2 separate regions of the Homo sapiens genome follow, and region 1 is linked to region 2. A link is a loop called in an ENCODE intact Hi-C map of the cell type or tissue named here. Cell type or tissue: body of pancreas. All regions are shown on one strand. Each heading gives the region's core, and the rest is flanking DNA. Links, peaks and the distances in the headings are about the cores only. Region 1 overlaps SNAI3 (snail family transcriptional repressor 3). Region 2 overlaps ZC3H18 (zinc finger CCCH-type containing 18).

Region 1 (5,364 bases), core at 136-5,135, 70 kb after region 2:
CGCCACATCACCTGAAGCCCCTCCCAGGAGCACAGGCAGCCACAGGTGCTAGATCTCCTAGTGTTGCTGCAGTAGCCCTCCCGGGGCCCTTGGCCACTGGGAGAGGACGGGAGAAGCACTGGGGGCCTCTGGCAGCTGTTTCTGGCCACTCACAGGCAAGTGGGGGGGTCTGGCCAGCTCCAGCAGAATCCAGGGCAGGGGCAGAGCTGTGGACCTTGAGGAGGCAGAATTTAGGAACCACCTCCCATCAGGACAACAGGGGATCTGGACAAAGTCCTGCTGGGACCTTGGCCCAACACCTGTAAAGGGAAGTGTGACTGGGAATCGTTTGTTCATTCCTGTAGCCCCATAGAGTCCTGAGAGACCTCAGCCTGCAGCCCCTGAGGGGCCCAGAGCACCTGCATTCCTGCTGGTGGGACACTGGGCATGCTCCTGGCCAGGCCAGCCTCCCGCAGGGCCTCCCCACACTCCTCACTCCCAGGCTGAGGGCACCAAGCCCCAGGGCCCTTTGGCACGGAAAGGGGGTGTGTGGGGGGTGTCGTCATCAAAGAGTTGAGAAAAACCAGAAAGGATTTCCCAGAGACCTGGAAAAGGCCTTCCCTCTGGCCTGCACCCAGGTGTGACTCAGAGGGTCCCAGTCACAAAAGTCATGACTTAGGGGGTAGGGAACCTCCAGTTAGAAAAAGTATGAACTAGCAGGCCGGGCGCAGTGGCTCACACCTGTAATCCCAGCACTTTGGGAGGCCGAGGCGGGTGGATCACGAGGTCAGGAGATCGAGACCATCCTGGCTAACATGGTGAAAACCCCATCTCTACTAAAAACACAAAAAATCAGCTGGGCGTGGTGGCAGGTGTCTGTAGTCCCGGCTACTCGGGAGGCTGAGGCAGGAGAATGGCATGAACCCAGGAGGCGGGGCTTGCAGTGAGCTGACATAGAGCCACTATGGTCCGGCCTGGGCAAAAGAGTGAGACTCTGTCTCAAAAAAAAAAAAAAAAAAAAAGAAAAAGTGTGAACTAGCTGGGCACAGTGGCTCATGCCTGTAATCCCAGCACTTTGGGAGGCCAAGGTGAGAAAATGGATTGAGCCCAGAAGTTCAAGACCAGCCTGGGCAACATAGCGAGACCCCCGTTTCTACAAATAATTTAAAAATTGGCTGGGCATGGTGATGCATGTCTGTGGACCCAGCTACTCAGGAGGCTGAGGCAGGAGAATCACTTGAACCCAGGCAGTCAAAGCTGCAGTGAGCTGCAATCAAACCACTGCACTCCAGCCTGAGCAATAGAGTGAGACCCTGCCTCAGACCAAAAAAAAAAAAAAAAAAGTGTGAACCTTTGGGCCTGATGTGGAGACTGAAGCTTATTCCTGGCGCCCTTTCTTCCTTTCTGTTTTTATTCTTTGCACGCTGAGGTTGACAGAAAGCCCGGGCAGAGGCTGCTGGCCGGCTCTTGGGAAGGGCAGGCCACTTTTGTACTTTAATGGCATTATGTTTTTGATTTTTTTTTTTTTTTTTTTTTTTTTTTTTGAGACAGAGTCTCGCTCTGTCACCAGGCTGGAGGGCAGTGGCGCAATCTTGGCTCACCGCAACCTCCACCTCCTGGGTTCAAATGATTCTCCTGCCTCAGTCTCCTGAATAGCTGGGATTACAGGTGTGCACTGCCACGTCCGGCTAATTTTTGTATTTTTAGCAGAGACAGAGTTTCATATGTTGGCCAGGCTGGTCTCAAACTCATGACCTCAGGTGATCCACCCACCTCTGCCTCCTAAAATGCTGGGATTATAGGCGTGAGCCTCCATGCCTGGTGGGTTTTTTTGTTTTGTTTTGTTTTTTTGTTTTGAGTTGGGGTCTCACTCTGTTGCTCAGGCTGGAGTGCAGTGGCATGACCACAGCTCACTGCAGCCTCAACCTCCTGGGCTCAAGTGATCCTCCTGCCTCAGCCTCCTAAGTAGCTGGGCCTACCAGCACGTGCCACCACACTCAGCTGTTTGGATTTTTAGTAGAGACTGGGGTCTTGCTTGTTGGCCAGGCTGGTCCTGAACCCCTGGCTTGAAGTGATCCTCCCACCTCAATCTCCCAAAGTGCTGGGATTACAGGCGTGGCTCCTGCACTGGCCCCTGCTGACACCTGGATTTTGGACTTCTGGCCTCTAGTCTGTGGTCTGTGGGACTTTGTACAGATAAGTCAAAAGGCAGAAGCTGAATGTGAATGCCCATGCTATTGTTTATAAAATCACCCCTCCTCCTTTTCTAACTCCCGCAGCCCACCCTCTTCCCCCAGCCCAGACCGTCCTTGCAGACCTTCACCCTGTCCTACCTGTGTGGGTGCGGACATGGCCCTGCAGTAACCAGGGCCTGGAGAAGGCCTTGCCACAGATCTTGCAGGTGCAGGGCAGCGTGTGAGTGCGGATGTGCATCTTGAGGGCACCCAGGCTGGTGTACTCCTTGTCGCAGTACTTGCAGGTGAAGACACGCCCCACCTGCAGGTGGCAGTGCAGCTGCCGGTGCCTGGCCAGCCCGGCCAGCGTGTGGTAGGGTTTGTGGCAGTGGAAGCACTCAAAGCCGCCCGGGGCTCGGGGCATCCGCTCAGCCCCAAGCAGTTTTTCCGGAGCCCCGTGCCGGTCTGGGCCCAAGGTCGGGGACCACCGTGTGGGCAGCACCAGCAGTGGGGGCAGGTTGAGGTGGTTCAGGCTGTCTTTGAGGGGTACAATGGCGGCCCGGCTGGCCCGAGGGTCGACCTCGCTGACTTCCAAGGCGTCCAGCCCAGAGGCCCCCAGAGCTTCCTCGATCCGTGGCAGGAGGGGCAGGGAGATGCAGGCGACGGCCGAGGAGCGGTCCCAGGGCTGGGGAAGGTCACCGGGCACAGAAGGGGCCTCCTTGTCTCGGGGGAGGAGGGGCACCACCAGCCCCCCACAGGCAGAGCAGGCACCATTGATTTCTAGAGGGGTGGAGGGGAGAGAATAGAAAGATGAAGACTGAATCCCCAGCACTTTGTGTTTTCCAACTCTGATTCGTGGACCCAGTCACAGCCCATCAGCAGCCTGGCGTGGGAGGTGTAGCCGGGAACCTGCATGCAGACCCAGCTTGCAAGGGAGCTGGCGGTGCTGTGCAGGGAAGTGACAGCGTGGCCAGGAGTGGAGTCATCTAGAACAAGAAGGCCCCGCGGTCTAGAGAGCGAATCTCACTTCCTCTTTAAACACAAAGAAACATCTGACGGGACCCTTTGTGTTCAGGAACATGAAACAGGCCTCGTGGGTAAAGGAGGGCCCTTTACGCCTCGGCTGGGCAGGACCCTCTGATGAGCCCCACCCACCTCTGGAGGGGTCCCAGCCTGGGCCGGCATCCTCCAGGTGCCCATGCAGCAGCCATCAGTCAGACGCTTGGCAGCAAGGTGCCGGCTGAGTGTAAAATCAGCCCACTCATAACTAATCACCCTCCAGTCACCCCACAGTCGCCCCTCGGGCATCTCCTTTTGTGGATAACGAGGCAGTGAGCTCAGAAGCCTCCCTGGCCGCTGACCAGTGCCCACTCTACTGTGCTCTGAATGCAGCTGAGCCACATGGCTGGGGTGCTCTGGCCTGGGCTTTCAGAATTACCCCGGCTGGGCTCCTCCCCAGGACGGTGTTTCCTCTATCTGGGGGCTGGCACACTGCACACCACATGGGTGATCCATGTAAGGGCAGCAGCCCCCAGATAAACAGGTTAGTCTGCAGGTAAGAGTTAAACTCTGTATGTCCCCAAAGCCAAAATCTCCCAACAGCCCTCAATCCCTTTCTTACTCTATATGTGTTAAAATGGATCTCTGGCTCTGTTTCTACCTCCATGCTGAGGCTTTGGGTAGAGACAGACAACCCATAGAATAGGAGAAAATATTTGCAAATCAGACTTCTGATCAGGAATAGCATCTAGAACACTAGAACATATAAAGGATGTTAGCAAGTCGACAATAAAAAGACAAATAATACAATTTTAATATGGGCAAGGGATTTTTTTTTTTTTTTTTTTTTTTTTTTTTTAGAGACGGAGTCTCGCTCTGTTGCCAGGCTGGAGTGCAGTGGCGTGATCTCGGTTCACTGTAACCTCCACCTCCTGGGTTCAAGCGATTCTCCTGCCTCAGCCTCCTGCGTAGCTGGGAGTACAGGCGCCTGCCACCACGCCCGGCTAATTTTTTTGTATTTTTTTTGTAGAGACAGGATTTCACTGTGTTAGCCAGAATGGTCTCGATCTCCTGACCTCGTGATCCACCCTCCTTGGCCTCCCAAAGTGCTGGGATCACAGGCGTGAGCCACCGCACCTGGCCCCCCACCCTTTTTTTTTTTTTTTTTTTGAGACAGAGTCTTGCTCTGTCTCCCAGGCTGGAGTGCAGTGGCGTGAAATCGGCTCACTGCAACCTGCAACCTCCACCTCCCAGGTCCAAATGATTTTCCTGCCTCAGACTCCCAAGTAGCTGGGACTACAGGTGTGCGCCACCATGCCTGGCTAATTTTTTTTTTCCCCCAGATGGAGTCTCGCTCTGTCACCCAGGCTGGAGTGCGATGGCACGATCTGGGCTCATTGCAACCTCTGCCTCCCTGGTTCAAGCAATTCTCCTGCCTCAGCCTCCCAAGTAGCTGGGATTACAGGCATGCGCCACCACGCCTGGCTTATTTTTGTATTCTTAGTAGAGACAGGGTTTTACCATGTTGGCCAGGCTGGTCTCGAACTCTTGACCTTGTGATCCGCCTGCATCAGCCTCCCAAAGTACTGGGATTACAGGCATAAGCCACTGCGCCTGGCCTTTTTTTTTTTTTTTTTTTTTGAGCTGGAGTCTCACTCTTGTCGCCCAGGCTGGAGTGCAATGGCGTGATCTCAGCTCACTGCAACCTCCGCCTCCCAGGTTCAAACAATTCTCCTGCCTCAGCCTCCTGATAGCTGGGATTACAGACACCTGCCACCATGCCCAGCTAATTTTTGTATGTTTAGTAGACGCGGGTTTTTGCCACATTGGCCAGACTCGTCTCAAACTCCTGGCCTCAAGGGATCTGCCCACCTCAGCCTCCCAAAGTGCTGGATTACAAGTGTGAGCCACTGCGCCCGGCCTGGGCAAGGGATCTGAATAACTATTTCTCCAAAGACGATACACAAATGGCCAATGAACACATGCAAAGATGCTCAATGCCATCAGGGAAGCCCAAATCGCAATCACAATGAGATGCTCACACCCAGTAGAACTGAAAAAAATTGACAATAACCAGTGCTGTGAGGATGAGGAGGAATAGGGGATTCAAAGGAACGCCTCCCATCTGCCACTCTCTCCTGACCTGACCTCCTCCCACCCTCAGTTTTCCTAATTACAGAGTCATCAGGTTTCTGTCCACCCAGAAGTGACG
Region 2 (5,364 bases), core at 315-5,314:
TTCCTAACCTTGAGCCAACCTTGCGCTCCTGGAGTAAACCCCACTGCGTCACGGTCTGTTACTTTCTGTCCCTAATGTTTCGTGTGGTCTTTTTACGCCAGTGCTCCTAAGTGATGAGAGTTCTTTTTCATTGGCCCTTTTCAGACTCGAGCCTTACGCAGACCCTTATTATGACTATGAAATTGAGCGGTTTTGGCGTGGCGGACAGTATGAGAATTTCAGGGTGCAGTATACAGAAACAGAGCCGTATCATAATTACCGAGTAAGTATGACTTCAATATCCACATATGAACTTCATGATCTGTTCATTCAAGTTATCCCTTTTTATTTACAGTAAAAAATACAGGGCTTTATATGAGCTTATAGAGCCAGCACAATGTACCAATTTGAAAACCAAATTGATTGTTACGGAGAACGAATTCAGAGGCAGCGATTACATTAATGGTCATTTGAACAAAGACTTGCCTGAAAACTGGTTCTTGCTATGGTTTTGTTTTTTTGTGTGGTGTTTGTTTGTTTGTTTTTTGAGATAGGGTCCCACTCTGTCACCCAGGCTGGAGTGCAGCGGTGCAATCTCGGCTCACTGCAACCTCTACCTCCTGGGTTCAAATGATTCTCCATCCTCAGCCTCCCGAGTAGCTGGGACCACACGCATGCACCACCATGCCCAGCTAATTTTTTTGTATTTTTTTTGTAGAGACGGGGTTTTACCATGTTGTCCAGGCTGGTTTTGAACTCCTGAGCTCAAGCAATCCGCCTGCTTTAGCCTCCCAGAGTGCTGGGATTAAAGACATGAGCCACTGCGCCCGGCCTGGGTTGTTTGTTTTGGAGACGGAGTTTAACTCTGTCACCCAGGCTGGAGTTCAGTGGCGTGATCTCACCTCACTGCAACCTCTGCCTCCCAGATTCAAGCAATTCTCCTGCCTCAGCCTCCTGAGTAGCTGGGATTACAGGTGCCCACCATCACACCTGGCTAATTTTTTGTATTTTTAGTAGAGACAGGGTTTTGCCGTGTTGGTCAGGCTGGTCTCAAACTTCCGATCTCAGGTGATCTGCCTATCTCAGCCTCCCAAAGTGCTGGGATTACAGGCATAAGTCACTGTGCCCAGCTCGGCCTGGTTTTGAAAATGAGATTTGCCAGTATACTTACTGATGCCTGTGTCCAGGGGTGCCTGCGTCTCCCTGCTCGGGCGTGTCACTCTTCCCCACCCCTCAGTGATCCCGTTTAGGATGTGGCGCCTGTTCTGGTCCACTTCAGCCAGCTTGTTAAGTCTGTTCCGGGCCTGCTGCACCTCACTGCTCTCATGGAAGACTGGTCTATACTGAGATTTCCGCCCTGGAAATCTCCCTGGTCTGAGCCTCAGAGTTTAGCATATTGATGAGTTATGTGCTTCAGACTGTGAGTTCCTCATCTTAGCTGTTAGGGTGATTTGACGAAGTTGCCCCAGGGAAGGGTCAGTTAGAAGCTGCTGTGTAGTTCTGTTCTGTGACTGCAGGGACAGTCATGAGCTTTGAGGACCAGGTGCGGCTGTCTCCTCAGGAGCCCATCAGGGTGAGCTTGCAGAGGGAAGAGGGCCCCATCGTGCCAGAAAAGTCCCCCTGCTCGATGCTCTTGTGCCCCGTCTCTCCATAAAGCAGCTTCCTCATTGCAGGTGGGCTGCAGGGTCCTGCTGCTTACCCCTGGGCAGGGTACCCTGGAAGGTGGGAGAAAGCCCCAGGGATCCCTTTCCACTGCGTTCCTCTCTGCTGTGTCCGAGGGAGGGGCAGCAGGGAGGCTCGGGGTGCACCCTGCATCTCCCCAACAGAGGCCTCAAGCCTGAAACCCATCAGGTGCGTTGTGATTGGACTTTATTCAGTTTTAACCTTGAATATTAGAGCAAATGAATGAGTAAGAGCAGAGGAAAAGTTGGAAAGGGCATCCGAGGATTGTACTAGAAGAAGAGGAGCAGTCTTTTGGGTGCCTGCTCTGCTCCAGAGGCAGGGCATGTGCTCTGCTGTGGCTGCACCTACCTGGGACAAGCCTGGAACTCCCGTCTCTGGATGGACAAATGGACTTGCCCAGGCCACACGGCGGAAGGCCATCTGTGCCAACGACACCGGGCTGTGACTGCAGAATTGCTGCCCTGAGTTAGTCTAGAATTGGTGGTTGGGATGATTTCACTCCTAGTTTGTGTTTGCTCTAATTTGGCATCTGACCCGGTTTTTAACATTGTGTTTTAAGGAGAGAGCTGGGAATGAGATGAGATCCCCACTTGAGGGTGCTCCCTGATCCTGCCTCTCTCTTGCCATCTCCTCTGTACTCCACCGCAGAGAGTTCAATCATAGTCGGGAGCACTTGGCGTTTTGTGTGTAGGTTTGTGGGGTACAGGTGTGATTCTGTGACACAGACAGATCGCGTGGTGTTGGAGCCAAGGCTTTCAGTGCCTCTGTCACCCAAATAACGCACGGTGTCCCCATGTGTTTGGCTTTTTAACAAAGGAAAGGGAGCGGGAGCGAGAGAGAGAGAACAGACAGCGCGAGCGCGAGCGGGAGCGGGAGCGGGACCGAGAGCGGGAGCGCCGGCAGAGGGAGCGCGAGCGAGAGCGGGAGCGCGAGCGCGACAAGGAGCGGCAGCGGAGGAAGGAGGAGTGGGAGCGTGAGCGAGCCAAGCGGGACGAGAAGGACCGGCAGCACCGTGACCGCGACCGGGAGAAGGAGCGGGAGAAGGAGAAGGGGAAGCCCAAGCCCCGCTCCCCGCAGCCGCCAAGGTAGACCCTGCTTCCTGAAGCCCAGGGGTGTGGGGGAGGTCCGGCATGCAGCTCTGTACCTAGTCCCCCTGGCCTGCGCTTCCCCTCTGTGGCCCACAGCTCTGGAGCCCAGGGGACCAGTGCAGGCCCACAGCCCGAGCCCATAGTTCCAAACCCAGAGCTCTCCAACGCAGGGCCTTTCTGTAAAACTCCCAAGGCCGTGACATCTGCCCTGAGCTCCTGGGAGGCTGTTCTCATTCTAGAGGATCTCACTGATGTGAAAATGCTTACAGTCCACGTGCAAACATCGGTGTGTTTTAATAGGCGCTGCCCTTGTATACCACGCACGGTGTGTAACTCACACCCTGGGCACCATGTTACTGTTCTCAGGAGAGTTCTGAATTCCAAAGCATGCCTGGCCCCCAGAGCTTGGGACTGGGCTCAGGTGCTGTGGGGCATCCGTGTTGCTGGCCAGGGTGAGGCACTCTAGCAGCCAGCATGCAGGGGAGGGCCGGGCGGGCTGCTGTTTTTCCTTTGCGGAGTGGGTGCCTTGGGTGCAGAATGATCCTTGCTGCCAACTGCTGGGGGCACAGTCAAGACCCATGAGACAGGCAGGCGCTGGGGCTCAGGACAGCCCTTTTTTTCTCTCAAATATACTTGACTGTTAGAGCAGAATGGATGGGCGTCAGTGGACATTAGAGTACTGGATGATGTTTTTGGTGGGTGTTTTTTACAACTTTATTGAAATATAATTAATGGACGCTGCAACATACCCATTTAAAGTGTACAATCAGTGGTTTCTAGAATATTCACAGAGTTGTGCAGCCATCATCGCAATCAACATGAGAGCACTTTTGCCCCCTAAAGTGAAACCTTGCGGTGGCTCACACTTGCACCCTGCACTTTGGGAGGCTGAGGCAGGTGGATTGCTTGAAGCCAGGAGTTTGAGACCAGCCTGGGTAGCAAAGCAAGACTCCATCTCTATTTAAAAAAAAAAAAAAAAAATTAAAAATTAGCTGGGGGAGGTGGCATGAGCCTGTGGTCCCAGCTACTCGGGAGGCCAAGGCAGGAGGATTACAGGATCGCCCAGGTGTTGGAGGCTGCCATGAGCTACAATCGCACGGCTGCACTCCAGCCTGGATGACAAAGTGAGACCCTGTATCTAAAAAAAAAAAAAAATTAAAAATTGTTTTAAAAAAATCTAGGCTGGGCACGGTGGCTCACTCTTGTAATCTCAGCACTTTGGGCGGCCGGGATGGACAGATTGCTTGAGCTCAGGAATTGAGATCAGCCTGGGCAACATGGCAAAATCCCGTCTCTACAAAAAAATACAAAATATTAGCAGGGCGTGGTAGTGCACCACTGTGGTCCCAGCTACTCGGGAGGCTAATACGGGAGGATCACTTAAGCCCAGAAGGTTGAGGTTGCAGTGAGCTGAGATTGCACCACTGCACTCTAGCCTGGGTAATAGAGCAAGATTCTGTCTCAAAATAAAAAGAAGAAACATTGTACCCATCAGCAGTCACTCTCCATTTTCCCCACACTTCCCAGTCTCTTAGCAGCTTTGTGTCTCTAGGTATCTGCCCATTCAGAACGTTTTGTAGAAACGGAAGTGTGCAATACACAGCGTTTTGTAACTGGCCTCTTCTACTCCGAGCGTTTTTAACATTTGTCCACGTTGTAGCGTGGGTCAGTGCTTTATTCCTCCATGGATGCACCGCATTGCATTTCTCTGTTCGTCTGTTGATGGACGTTGGGTTGTTTCCAGCTTTTGGCTGTTGTGGTTGTGAATTTGTGTGCAAGTTTTTGTGTGGACATAGGTTTCCATTTTTCTTGAGCATATACCTCAGTGTGGAATTGCTAGATCACATGGTCACTCTATGTTTAGCTGTTTGAGAAACCCTCAAACTGTTGTGCAGAGCAGCTGCACCTTTTACATTCCCGCTAGCCGCATAGGAGGGCGCCATCTCTCTGCATCCTTGTCTGCACTTGCTGCGGTCCGTCTTGTTGATGACAGCCGTCTTGGTGGGTGTGACGTCTCCCTGCCGTTGCGATTTGTATTTCTCTGATGATGGATGATAATGAGAGCATCTTCTTCTGTGCTTATCAACCATTTGTATATCTTCTTTGGAGAAACGCCTATTCAGATCCTTTGCTCATTTTTTGTTTTTTATTATTGAGTGGTAAGAGTCCTTTATGTATTCCAGATACAAGTCCCTTATCAGGTTCATGATGTGCAGTTCCAATTAATGTTTTCTATTTTGTTGCTTATGGTTTTGGTGTCATGTAAGATACCATTGACTAATACAGGGTCATAAAGATTTACTGCCGTGTTCTCTTCTAAGAGTTTCATAGTTTTAGCTCTTACACATAGGTCTTTGATCCAGGCTGGGTGACAGAGAGAGACCCTGTCTCAAAAAAAGGGGGGGTGTCGATGAGAGCATGAACGTTGCTCCGTCTCAGGGTTGGTTTGTGTCACCGTCCCCGTGGGGGTGAAATGCAAGGAGGGATCAAGGCAGTTCCTTATTGGGAAACAGCCCGAGATCCTTCCAGGGCCATGGCCTGCAGGACTTCCCAGTCAGGAGTCTGTACTTCCAACTCAGGGATGTTGTTTGACTTGGCTCTCATAAAAATCCAC

The links. A loop is a pair of places that touch in the nucleus more often than their neighbours do. Peaks named below come from ENCODE experiments on the same cell type or tissue, not always from the same donor. Only the 100,000 strongest peaks of a DNase experiment are listed, where the experiment ranks them.
Region 1: a loop joins it to region 2, with 1.9 times the contacts of the local background. A loop is called at or near these places in 4 of 110 quality-filtered maps.

What each region holds. Positions count from the first base shown.
Region 1 is chr16:88,678,782-88,684,145 of GRCh38, forward strand. It overlaps SNAI3 (snail family transcriptional repressor 3), which reads right to left. Exons shown (of 3, transcript NM_178310.4): 2 at 2,313-2,933. All of the region lies in intron 3 of SNAI3-AS1 (SNAI3 antisense RNA 1), which reads left to right. Among named protein-coding and RNA genes, the nearest start is that of SNAI3, 5.0 kb to the right of the region's middle. RefSeq lists enhancers at 1-265, 2,199-2,318, 2,243-3,064, 2,709-2,888, 3,079-3,368 and 1 more. In body of pancreas, for the core only: a CTCF peak has its summit at 2,489 (motif pointing right); DNase peaks (open chromatin) are centred at 2,490 and 3,140; H3K27ac peaks cover 398 bases.
Region 2 is chr16:88,608,790-88,614,153 of GRCh38, forward strand. It overlaps ZC3H18 (zinc finger CCCH-type containing 18), which reads left to right. Exons shown (of 18, transcript NM_144604.4): 7 at 145-262; 8 at 2,479-2,747. Among named protein-coding and RNA genes, the nearest start is that of IL17C, 27 kb to the right of the region's middle. RefSeq lists an enhancer at 1,356-2,301. In body of pancreas, for the core only: a CTCF peak has its summit at 2,564 (motif pointing right); a DNase peak (open chromatin) is centred at 2,592.